3 separate regions of the Homo sapiens genome follow, and all the other regions are linked to region 3. Evidence: chromatin contacts called from ENCODE Hi-C or POLR2A ChIA-PET data. All regions are on one chromosome and are shown on one strand. Each heading gives the region's core, a stretch centred on a gene start or an enhancer-like site at or near the end of the contact. The rest is flanking DNA. Distances are from core to core; before and after follow the strand shown.

Evidence for each region. Hi-C counts contacts between places; a loop is a spot of excess contacts on that map. ChIA-PET counts read pairs that join two places held with the same protein, here RNA polymerase II (POLR2A). Pooled maps may share reads with other maps.
Region 1: a pooled map shows a loop between it and region 3 (9-fold over the local background). The contact joins the promoter of SYP here to the promoter of TFE3 in region 3. A Hi-C loop is called at or near these places in 1 of 168 maps with a recorded cell type or tissue (naive thymus-derived CD4-positive, alpha-beta T cell), 1 of 37 single-sample maps with no recorded cell type and 14 of 50 pooled maps. POLR2A ChIA-PET finds 5 or more read pairs at or near these places in 5 of 52 experiments (BJ, Caco-2, HEK293 and 2 more).
Region 2: a loop to region 3 is called in a pooled map, with 5 times the contacts of the local background. The contact joins the promoter of CCDC22 here to the promoter of TFE3 in region 3. A Hi-C loop is called at or near these places in 5 of 50 pooled maps. POLR2A ChIA-PET finds 5 or more read pairs at or near these places in 2 of 52 experiments (activated CD8-positive, alpha-beta memory T cell and naive thymus-derived CD8-positive, alpha-beta T cell).

What each region holds. Positions count from the first base shown.
Region 1 is chrX:49,198,943-49,202,794 of GRCh38, forward strand. SYP (synaptophysin) reads right to left here and starts at 1,251. Exons shown (of 7, transcript NM_003179.3): 1 at 1,209-1,251; 2 at 26-91. The coding sequence starts at 1,244. It overlaps SYP-AS1 (SYP antisense RNA 1), which reads left to right. Exons shown (of 2, transcript NR_046649.1): 1 at 1-282; 2 at 3,230-3,512. RefSeq lists silencers at 1,084-1,133, 1,204-1,443.
Region 2 is chrX:49,233,276-49,236,744 of GRCh38, forward strand. It overlaps CCDC22 (CCC complex scaffolding subunit CCDC22), which reads left to right and starts at 2,195. Exons shown (of 17, transcript NM_014008.5): 1 at 2,195-2,411. The coding sequence starts at 2,362. It overlaps CACNA1F (calcium voltage-gated channel subunit alpha1 F), which reads right to left and starts at 65. Exons shown (of 48, transcript NM_001256789.3): 1 at 10-65. The coding sequence starts at 34. It also overlaps the pseudogene HSPB1P2.
Region 3 is chrX:49,041,707-49,045,081 of GRCh38, forward strand. It overlaps TFE3 (transcription factor binding to IGHM enhancer 3), which reads right to left and starts at 1,651. Exons shown (of 10, transcript NM_006521.6): 1 at 1,405-1,651. The coding sequence starts at 1,520. RefSeq lists an enhancer at 977-1,840 and a silencer at 1,382-1,621.

The DNA.
Region 1 (3,852 bases), core at 1-2,500, 160 kb after region 3:
CCCCAACAGCCCGGACCACACTCACCCATTGCAGCACCTTCACAAAGCCGAGGGGCTCCTTGACCACCCGGAACTGACCCCCAGCCACCAGCTGAGGAGAGAAACAGTGGGGAAGGGGTGGGGTTGTTGGAGGTACAGGGAGGTGAGCGGCAAGGCTGCCCATCAATGACCCCAGGGGATGGAGCATGTGACCTCGGGGAGAGGGTGAGAAGGAGAAAGTGACACCTTGGGGATGGTGTGAGCCCCAGGGTCCAAGGACTGGTGGGAAGGTCTGAAGAGATGGTGAGTCAGATGGCAGAGGAAGTCGGGGGTGAGGGAGATGGGGATGAGGTCAGGACTAGTTAAGGAGGGGGAGCAGGTTTGAAACGTAAAGGCGAGTCGGATGGGGAAGGGGTTCGGGTAGAGAATGGGGATGGAGTGGGGTGCATTCGGGTGGGGGGGTTGTGATGGTGAAGGTGAGTCATAACGGGGCAGGAGTCGGTTTGGCTCAGGTGGGGGAAGGGTCTGCAGGGGTAAAGGTGTGTTAGACGGCGGTGGCGGTAGATATTTGAGGTGATGGGGATGGGGAAGGGTTGGGACTGATTGGGGGTGAGTTTCTGAGGTGGCAAAGACGAGAGACATGGCGGAGAGGGTCTGGACTGATTAAGGTGGGGGAGGGCTGGGACACGGCTTCAGTCGCTATGTGTTGGGGGTGAGGAGGCTGGGGGTTTTGGAAGGAGTAAAACCGGATTGTCCCCTAGGTGTGCTCTGGGGGAAGGGGTGGTCGCCTATGGGGGTACAGTCTCTGTTTGGGAGGGGCGGGTGCCAGCCCTCTCCCCCATCCCCGCCCCCACACCTTCTGTCGCTCTATTTCCTAGCTTATCCGCAGCACCCCCCATCTTCCTTCCACTCTCCCCTCCCCTTGTCCCTTGCCCTCACTCCAGCCCCCAGGCCCCTATTCCTCCCCTCGCGGTCGCCAGTAATAAACGGGGCTCCGGGGGCCCCCGCTGCGGCAGTGAGGACGGCCCTCGCTGCGGCAAAGAGCGCACTCCTTTTCTCCACCTCCCCCTTCCTCCCCTTCACCTGCCGCAGACCCCCATCCCCAGCGCCGGGGACCGGGTCTCCGCTGCCAGACCCTGGCCACCACCTCCCAGAGTCGGCTGGCCTGAGCGACCCGGCCTAGGCAGCCGGGCGGCGGCGGGCTCTGTCCACGGTGCTGGAGCGCGTACCTGATTCACCACGTCCATGTCCGCCAGCAGCAGCATCAGCAATGCAGGGGGCGGGAGGCTCGGCTAGCAAGGGCGGCGCGGGGCGCGGCGGGGGCGGCGCGCGCTCGTTGGAACAGCCCAGGCGGCTGCAGCCCCGCCCCTCGCGCCCCCTCCTTGCCCGCCACGCGCCTGCGCACAGCGGGTTGTACCACAGTCTCACCGGCAGCCATTCCGGCCCGGAGGCTGGAGCCGTGAGAGCGTGCGGGAATATGCGTTGGGAAAACACAAGTCGAGGGCCGGGGAGAGGAGACCTCCCTGCTCGGTCCTACAGTGTGACAACTTTGCCAGGCTCTTTTCTGAGTTTGTTAAACATGTTCACTCATTTAATGCTTACAGAAGTCCTACGTTGTAGGGACTATTAGGCCGTTTTTACAGACGAGGAAAATAATTCCCCAGAGAGCTTAAGTGACTCTCACAAGGTCAGCCAGCTACTAGCTGGCAGTGCCCAGAGTCCCTGCAGTTTAAACACGGTTCAAGGCCTTCCAGGTTCCTTTTTCATAGTCTGCATTTTAAGCACACCCTGAAACTCCTGCCCCCATCTAGCCATCTCCCTTATTTCTTTCTTCCTCTTTGTCAAATTAATGCCTACTCGAACTCTACCACTTTACCTATTTATTCCTTAGCTCTCTCTTAATTGGAATAACCCTCCTTCCTGCGACTAAAACTAGGCCCATCAAGGTCAACAGTGATGGCTATGATGCAAAATCCAAAATACAGTTGGGGCTTAAGATGCTCAACTTCGGCCAGGCGCAGTGGCTCATGCCTGTAATCCCAGCACTTTGGGAGGCCGAAGTGGACAGTGGATCACTTGAAGTCAGGAGTTTGAGACTAGCCTGGCCAACATAGTGAAACCCCATCTCTATTAAAAATACAAAAATTAGCTGGCTGTGGTGGCAGGCGCCTGTAATCCCAGCCACTTGGGAGGCTGAGGCAGGAGAATTGCTTGAACCCAGGAGGCGGAGGTTGCACTGAGGCGAGATTGCACCACTGCACTCCAGCCTGGGCAACAGAGCGAGACTCCATCTCAAAAACAAACAAGCAAACAAAAATACTGAGATACTGTTTTTCATCTTTCAGGGTGGTGAGTATCAAAAAGTTTGATAACGTTCCGTATTGGTAGGTTGGCCAGAAACAAGCGTTCTCATAAATCGCCTGTGGAAGTTTCATTGGTATAACGTGTAGAAGGCAATCGGGCAAAATCTAAAAAAAAAAAATAACAAATTCATTTACTGTTTGGTTCACCTTCATACTTCTAGGAATTCATCTTACAGATAGACTCATACATGTGCTAAAAGATATATGTATAAGATAATACATGACTGGGCTGTTTATTTTTTATTTTTTTTTGAGACGGAGTCTCACTCTGTTGCCCAGGCTGGAGTGCAGTGGCATGATCTCCGCTTACTGCAACCTCCGCCTCCCGGGTTCAAGCAATTCTCCCTGCCTCACCCTCCCTGAGTAGCTGAGATTACAGGCATTCACCACCACGCCCATCTAATTTTTTTTTTTTTTTTTGTAGTTTTAGTAGAGATGGGGTTTCGCCATATTGGCTAGGGTGGTCATGAACTCCTGACCTCATGTGATCTGCCTGCCTCGGCCTCCCAAAGTGCTGGGATTACAGGTGTGAGCCACTGGGCCAGGCCAGGGCTGTTTATAATAGGATAAAGAATGGACACTCCCAAAGTGCTCATTGTTGGTAGCCTGTTTAAATAAACTCTGATACTATGCCGCTGTCATTATAATAACATGGAACTATGGAATGATTGCCAAGATATTTAGTTAAGTAAAAAATGCAAGATGTCAAACTGTGTGGTAATTGTGTACAAAGAGAAGAGAAGGGTTATATCAGACAGAGAATAGCTAACATTTAAATTGTGGCTGTTTTCTGTCAAGTACTCTTTAGAGAACTTTGCCTGTATTACTCACTTAAATTCTTACTGTAACCCTATGTGACAGGTACGACAACTATCTTTGTTTTACAGCTGAATAAACTAAGAGGCGGAGAGGAATTTTCCTAAGTTCACACAGCTGGTAAATTGGTAGAACCAGGATATGAACCCAGGAAGTCTGGCTCCAGCACCTGTTACTCTTAGCCACTGTGCTAACTTATCAGTACACCATCTTTTTTTTTTCAGCACACCATCTTGTATGTCTGTGAAAGATACCTGATAATACTATTTGCTTCCAGAGGGTAGGGAAACTTTTCACTTTATACCCCTTTGTACCTTTTGAGACTCCATCTCAAATAAAATAAAAAAATAAACAGCCTGGTAGTGTATCATCTTATACATACACCTTTTAGCACATATATGAGTCTACCTGTAAGAAATTCCTAGAAGTATGAAGCTGAACAAAACAGTAAATGAATTTATTTTTCTAGATTTTGCCCAGTTGCCTTCTACACAGGTTATACCAATGAAACTTCCACAAGCGATTTATGAGAACGCTTGTTTCTGGCCAACCTGCCAGTATGGAACATTATCAAACTTTTTGATACTCACCACCCTGAAAGATGAAAAACAGCATCTCAGTAGTTTTGTTTTGTTTTGTTTTTGAGACAGAGTCTCACTCTGTTGCCCAGGCTGGAGTGCAGTGGTGCAATCTC
Region 2 (3,469 bases), core at 945-3,444, 190 kb after region 3:
TTCTCTCACCTTTCCCGCCTTCAGATTCCGACATCTTTCTTTCGAGATTGAAGGGCCATCTGCACACAACCCCCCTCTCTTCCCCCAGCTTTGGAGGGATTAAGGCCGCAGGGCGGGGCAATAACAGTGTTGTATGGGAGGGTGGCGGTGGGGGTGCAAATGGGACGTTTGTGGGCCAGAGCCTGGCAACAGATGAAATATTTACCAAATATATACCTGCAGCAAACAGTCAAACTAAAATAAGAAAAACGATGTCATTTTCCAGTAGTATATGGAATTCGAAGTATGTAGGAAAAACCTAATATATGTGCAATATCTCTATGGAAAAAAGATCAAATATTATCAATTATTATTATTTTTAGAGACAGGGTCTTGCTCTGTCACCCAGGCTGGAGTGCAGTGGCGTGATCATAGCTCACAGTAGCGTTGAATTCCTGTGCTCAAGTGATCCTCTGACCTCAGCCTCTGTAGCTGGGACTGCAGGTGTGCACTACCATGCCCAACTATTTTTTTTTTAAATTTTGGGTTGCTTCGAACTTTATTTGAGAACAACAGAAGATAAACCTATCAAAAGAACACACAGGTGGGTGCGGGGGCACGGCTAGTGGCGGCGGCCGGGGTGGGCATCCGGGCTAAGGCTTTTACTTGGCTGCAGACTGGTCGGATTTCGCAGCTCCTAGGCCCCCAAGCTGGGCCCGTGACTCCAAGGTGATCTCGTTGGACTGCGTGGCTAGCTTGGGCATGGGGGCCTCCACGGTCAGTGTGCCCTCAGGGGACAGGGAGGAGGAGACCTTGGTGGGGTCCACACCGGGGGGCAGCGTGTATTTCCGGGTGAAGCATCGGGAGATGTAGCCATGCTCGTCCTGCCGCTCCTCGTGCTTGCTGGTGATCTCCACCATGCCATCCTTGGTCTTGACCGTCAGCTCGTCGGAGGCGAAGTAGTTGATGTCCAGGGATACGCGCCAGCGGTCCGCTGTGGGCCGATTCTCCGAGACCCCGCCGCTGAGCTGCCGGCTGAGCGCGTAGCTGTAGGCGGGCGCGGCCACCGCGGGGCTCTCGACCGCGGCGGGGGCAGGGGACGCACGTAGCGGGGCCAGCAGCTGGTGCCCAACCACTGCGACCAGCCCGAAGGCCTGGTCAAAGAGGCGACTGTGCGGGTACCAGTCGCGGAAGGGGTCCCAGCTGGGGTCCCGCAGGAGCGAGAAGGGGACGCGGCGCTCGGTCATGCTGGCTGGCTCTGCTGGGGACGTCTGCTTGGACAAGTGTCAATTTTTTTTTTTTTTTTAAGAGATGGTGTATTGCTGTATTGCCCATGCCGGTCTCAAACTCCTGACCTCAAGCGATCCTCCCGCCTTGGCCTCCAAAACTGCTGGGATTGCAGGTGCGCGTCGGCTGTTCAAGAAATGGTTACATAGATTTCTTTTGCTTTATTTATTTATTTAGAGACGGAGTCTCGCTCTGTTGCCCAGGCTGGAGTGTAATGGCGCAATCTCAGCTCACTGCCACCTTCGCTTCCCCAGTTCAAGTGATTCTCCTGCCTAAGCCTCCCGAGTAGCTGGGACTACAGGCATGTGCCACCATGCCTGGCTAATTTTTCTCATTTTAGTAGAGAGGGGGTTTCACCATGTTGGCCAGGCTGGTCTCGAACTCCTGACCTCAGGTGATCCACCCGACTCGGCCTCCCAAAGTGCTGGGATTACAGGCGTGAGCCACTGCACCCAGCCGGTTACATAGATATTTGCTGTGTAATTATTCTTTGGAGTGTACAAATGTGTATCATATTAAAGCATTTATTGAATGCATGGACACTAGTAACTATAACTTACATAGTGCTTTCTTATCTTATGTGTCAGGCACATAGTACAACGTGCTTTATATAAATTAATTCTGTTTTAATCCTAAAAAGCAGGTACTGTCAATAGTCCCATTTTACAGATGAGGAGACTAAGACACAGGGAAGTAGTCGCTTTGTGTTAAAATTCTGCCCTTAATGTGTACACTTTTATAGCCTAGAAGATGAATGCCGCCTTAAACGAATGAGTCAGGAAGCCCCTTTCTGTCCGGCCCCTCCACTCCCCACCACACGGGTTGTTCCTTTTTCCCTTGGAAGAGCCCACTGGACTGCAGGTGGAAGAACTACAGTTCCCAGCAGCTATTGCAAGCTCAACCTCCGTGCACACTCACCCCAGGCCTCACATCCGGCATGCGCCGTGCTCGCTCACAGAACTACACTTTCCAACTCTCCCCACACGACCCGTGACACTCTGTGGACCGCGAGCACGGAGCAGGGTTTCTACAGCTGCTCCCCACTTTCTCGGACCCGGTCCTGGACCCAGCCCCCGACTCCGACACGGCTCCACCATGGAGGAGGCGGACCGAATCCTCATCCATTCGCTGCGCCAGGCCGGCACGTAAGGACAGAGCCCCCGCCCACCCCCGAAGCCCACATCCGGGACTCTAAAGCCCAGGACCCCGTTTCCCGGGAACCTTAAAACCCGGGATCCTGACATTCAGGGCTCCAACTCCAGGATCCTAAGACCCTCACCCCCTTACACACACACACACACACACACACACACACACACACACGCACACACACACCGCCCTCCCTGACACCGACATCAGAGGCCTCCCAAATCCTTTAACCATGATATTTGGTACACCCAAAGCTCTGGGACCCAGACACCTTGAGACGTTACAACCTTGAAACCTCAAGACCCGGAACCCTGTAATCTGGGGAATCTTAACATCAGTTCCCTGAGACCCTGTTATCTGGAGACCCTAAGACACCTGTGCCCTAAGAACCAGGGAGCGTAAAACCCCAGGACCCTGGCACTCGGGGACTCCAAAAAATCCCTGGACCAGATACTTGGGATCCTTCAAACTCCAGTTCCCCAAACACCTGGGGCTTAAAAAAACCCAGGATTCTTTTTTTTTTTTTTCCTTTTCCGAGATGGAGTCTCGCTCTGTCGCCTAGGCTGGAGTGCAGTGGGGTGATCTCAGCTCACTGCAGCCTCCGCCTCCCAGGTTCAAGTGATTCTCCTGCCTCAGCCTCCCAAGTAGCTGGTATTACAGCCGTGCGCCACCTTGCCCGGCTAATTTTTGTATTTTTAGCAGAGACAGGGTTTCACCATGTTGGTCAGGCTGGTCTCCAACTCCTGACCTCAAGTGATCTGCCCGCCTCCGCCTCCCAAAGTGCTGGGATTACAGGTGTGAGCCACCACGCCCAGCCAAAAAAACCCAGAATTCTAAAATCTGACATCAGCATTTGGTCACCCTGACGCACGAAGACTCCTCCGTTCAGAGGCCCTAAAAACCCAGGATGCCAACATCTAGGGAGTCTGATTTTTGTATTGCTTGAAACTAGGTGGTCTTGATATTCAGGGATCTTGATACCCAGGGACCCTGACATTTGGAACTTCTGAAAACAGCAGCCTCCTAAAATCTAGTCTTCTCAAAACTCTAGCAG
Region 3 (3,375 bases), core at 401-2,900:
TCTAGGTTGTTACAGAGGAATTAGAAGATGGTGAATCGATATACAGAAAGGCTCTGCTCAGCCCCAGAGAGCAAGGGACAGTTAACACACACGTGGATGAATATGCATCCTTCAATTTAGCTAAACATTTAGAATGCTGAGAGATTGCTGGTGACTTCACTTGACAAGAATCCTCTCCCCTCCCCAAGGATCTGTCTTCCTTCCTCTCCTCACCCTCAGATGGAGCCCTAAAACCACCCAGGAAGTTGGGAAGAGGAAGCTCGGGCGAGCCACTGAGCTCAGCACAATCCCAGGCACAAAGGAGGCAAAGACCCCCCCCCACCCAGGGCTCACACACCCATTGCACAGAAGTTGGAAGAGATGGGCACTGGGGTGAGCAGGGAGGGCTGGGGCTCCAAAGCCCATTGATGAAAGTAAGGATGAGAAGAGGCCAGAGGGGATCCACCCAGGCAGGGATGGTGCAATCTGTACTCGTTCCAGCTCTATGGACAGATTCAAGATTACCCCCAGGAGCTCGGAGATCGAAAAGAAGATAAAAAGAAAAGGGGTGTGGGGCTAGGGAGTGGGAAGGGCTGAGAGGCTAGAGCGAGTAGCAGCATGAACAAGAGCCTCCTCTGGGTTCCCAAACAAGGTCTGAGGCCTCTGAGCTAAGAGGTAACATCATCGCCCTCTGCCTGGCTGTCTATCTTCCATTCAGGCCCTTAACAGGTGTGGGAAGAGGGCTTTTCCACTATCCTTGGGATCTGCCCCAGCTGGGTAGGCGGGCAGAGGGGAAAGGATTATTCTGGTCAAGTCTTGCTGAATGTTGCTTCTCTTGTTCATTCACACGCACTCACAAGGCTGGTCCCAGGCAGCATATCTGAGATACCTCCAAATCCCTCCAGATTCATGTTATCCCCAAACACAGCAACCAGTCACTGAGAGGCACCAAGCTCCCAAGACAGCACTTCTGTCCCTCAGGACCCCTTCTCCCACACTGAGGGAAAAAAGATTCTAGGATTCCCTTAAAACCAGTGCCTCACCTGACAGTGTCCCCTCAAATTCATTCCCCTCATGTCCGACTGAAAATCCCCGAATTCAGCCTCTAATCAGAGACCCTGTCTACCAAGTTCAGCTATCTCAGACCAGTTTCTGGATACTCCAGAATAGGCCCCTCTAGACGCAGTCAAGGGCTCCCCAAACCTGACCCAGACCCCGCTTAATGCACTCCCACGACTCCTTTAATAAAGCCACAATCCAAGCAGGCCACTGCCGGATTCCTTAGGTGCCCCCCCAAGACGGGCGCCCCGACGTCCTCCAAGGCTAGGCCGAGGGCCTCCAATCCCAGTCCGGGGCCCCCACTGCCCCCGAGATCAGGCCCCTGGGAGCCCCAGTCGGCACTCCCAGCCCCAGGCGGCCCCGCACCTGAGCAGCTGAGCCGAGTCGGCCGGCCTGCGCTCCTCCAACAGCACGAACACGGCTCGAGGGCCCTCCGCGCTGGCCTCTACGCCATCCCGAGCTGGTTCGGCCGCATGAGACATGACGCCCGGCCCCGGGCGAGCCCTGCCAGGCCGGTCGGGCCTCGGCCCGGTCCCCCTAACAAAATAAGAGTCCCCCCTCCCCCCAGCTCGCCACCGCCGCCTCCTCCGCTAAGCCATGGAGCTAGCACTGCGCGGGCGGGCGGCGTCGGGGAGATGGGATGGGCTGTGAGTCATCCCCCGCCCAGAACGGACCGACGCCCCCCCTCAACCTAACCCCGGACGACCGCCCTCCTCCCCCTCGTCTTCTTCCCCCTCCTCCCTCCTCCCAGGGATGGGGAAACTCCACAGGAAGTGACCGCACTGGGGATGGATGGCCCGTCTGGCCACGACCCATTAGCGAGGCGGCCAATCGCTGAACGGCGATTCGAGGGCCCACCCTAAGCGACGCCTCCGACGCGGAGGAAAAACGCGATTCGGCCCGCCCTCATTCCGAGAAGCAGCACCCAGACCACGCCCTCAGGGGCAGCGACAAATAGGCGAGGGTTGATTTGGTTGAACCACGCCTCTATGTTTGCGTCGCTTTCGGAGCCACGCCCTCTCTTCTCAAATTATCCCTCTGCAAGGTAATATTAAGCCGCTCCTTGGGTCCTCTGCGCCTGCGCATCGATGGCCAGTCGGCGCACGGAGGGTCTCCTGGCCAAGCTTTTAGCTGCGGAACCGCGCCCTCTTTCGGCCAATATTTGTAATATCTGAGCCCTAGACCGCGCTCCAACCTCGATCTGGCTGTGCTCTCTCAGCCAAAGCCATAACTATGAGGCAGAGGCAGCTACATTCCCTGAAGGTGCGGGCCAGAAACCCCCCCCTTTCGCTGTCCGCAGTCCAGCCGCCCAGCTGGTCTTCCGGGAGTATTCCGCCTGTTCCATGCCATCGAGAGCGGTTGTACTATGTTCATTGCGCTGCGCAATATGTGCTTAATAAATTCTTGACGGGTGAATGAATCTGGTCCCTTCGGTGAATGACGACTTCTGGAATCACAAAGATCCAGGTTTGAATAGGGAAGGGGACCTCCCCTCTCCCAGCCTCAGCTTTCCTGGCCTGTTAAATGGGGGTCAAAATACCTGTCTGGCAGGGTTGTTCTGAGGATTAAAGATAATGTATGAAAAGTGCTAGCAGGTTGTTTGGCATACAAGAAGCTTCCCAAAATTAGTTGATTCACTCATTTGTTCACTTATTCAACATTCACTGAGCGCTTCTGTATGCCAGACGCATGCAAGCCGGCTCGCACAAGGCGGAGGGTCTCACTCATATATCCTCAGGTGCAAATAGCTCACAAAACACCCAGACCTACAGCCTTCCCTTCCTCTTTCCTGACATCCCAAGACCCCACCCTGAGTTGCGCCTCCAGGAATTTCACCGGGCTTTCATTTACCTTGGACCTTCCTGTATTGGCATCATTATTTCACAGGTCTGTCAGTTGCTTTCGTAAACTCATCCATACTCACACACAACCATCTCGTACAAGGGGGAAACCTCTACATAATAAAGATGACTTCTGGCCGGGCGCGGTGGCTCATGCCTGTAATCCCAGCACTTTGGGAGGCCGAGGCGGGTGGATCACCTGAGGTCAGGAGTTTGAGACCAGCCTGGCCAACACGGTGAAACCCCGTCTCTACTAAAAATACAAAAAATTAGCCGGGCGTGGTGGCGGGCGCCTGTAATCCCAACTACTCGGGAGGCTGAGGCAGGAGAATCCCTTGAACCGGGAAGCAGAGGTTGCAGTGAACCAAGATAGTGTCACTGCACTGCAGCCTGGGTGACAGAGTGAGACTCAGTCTCAAAAAAAAAAAAAAAAGAAAAAAGAATACATTACCAATTGTACCAATCAAAACTCTAAAACGGAACTTGTAGATCCAAT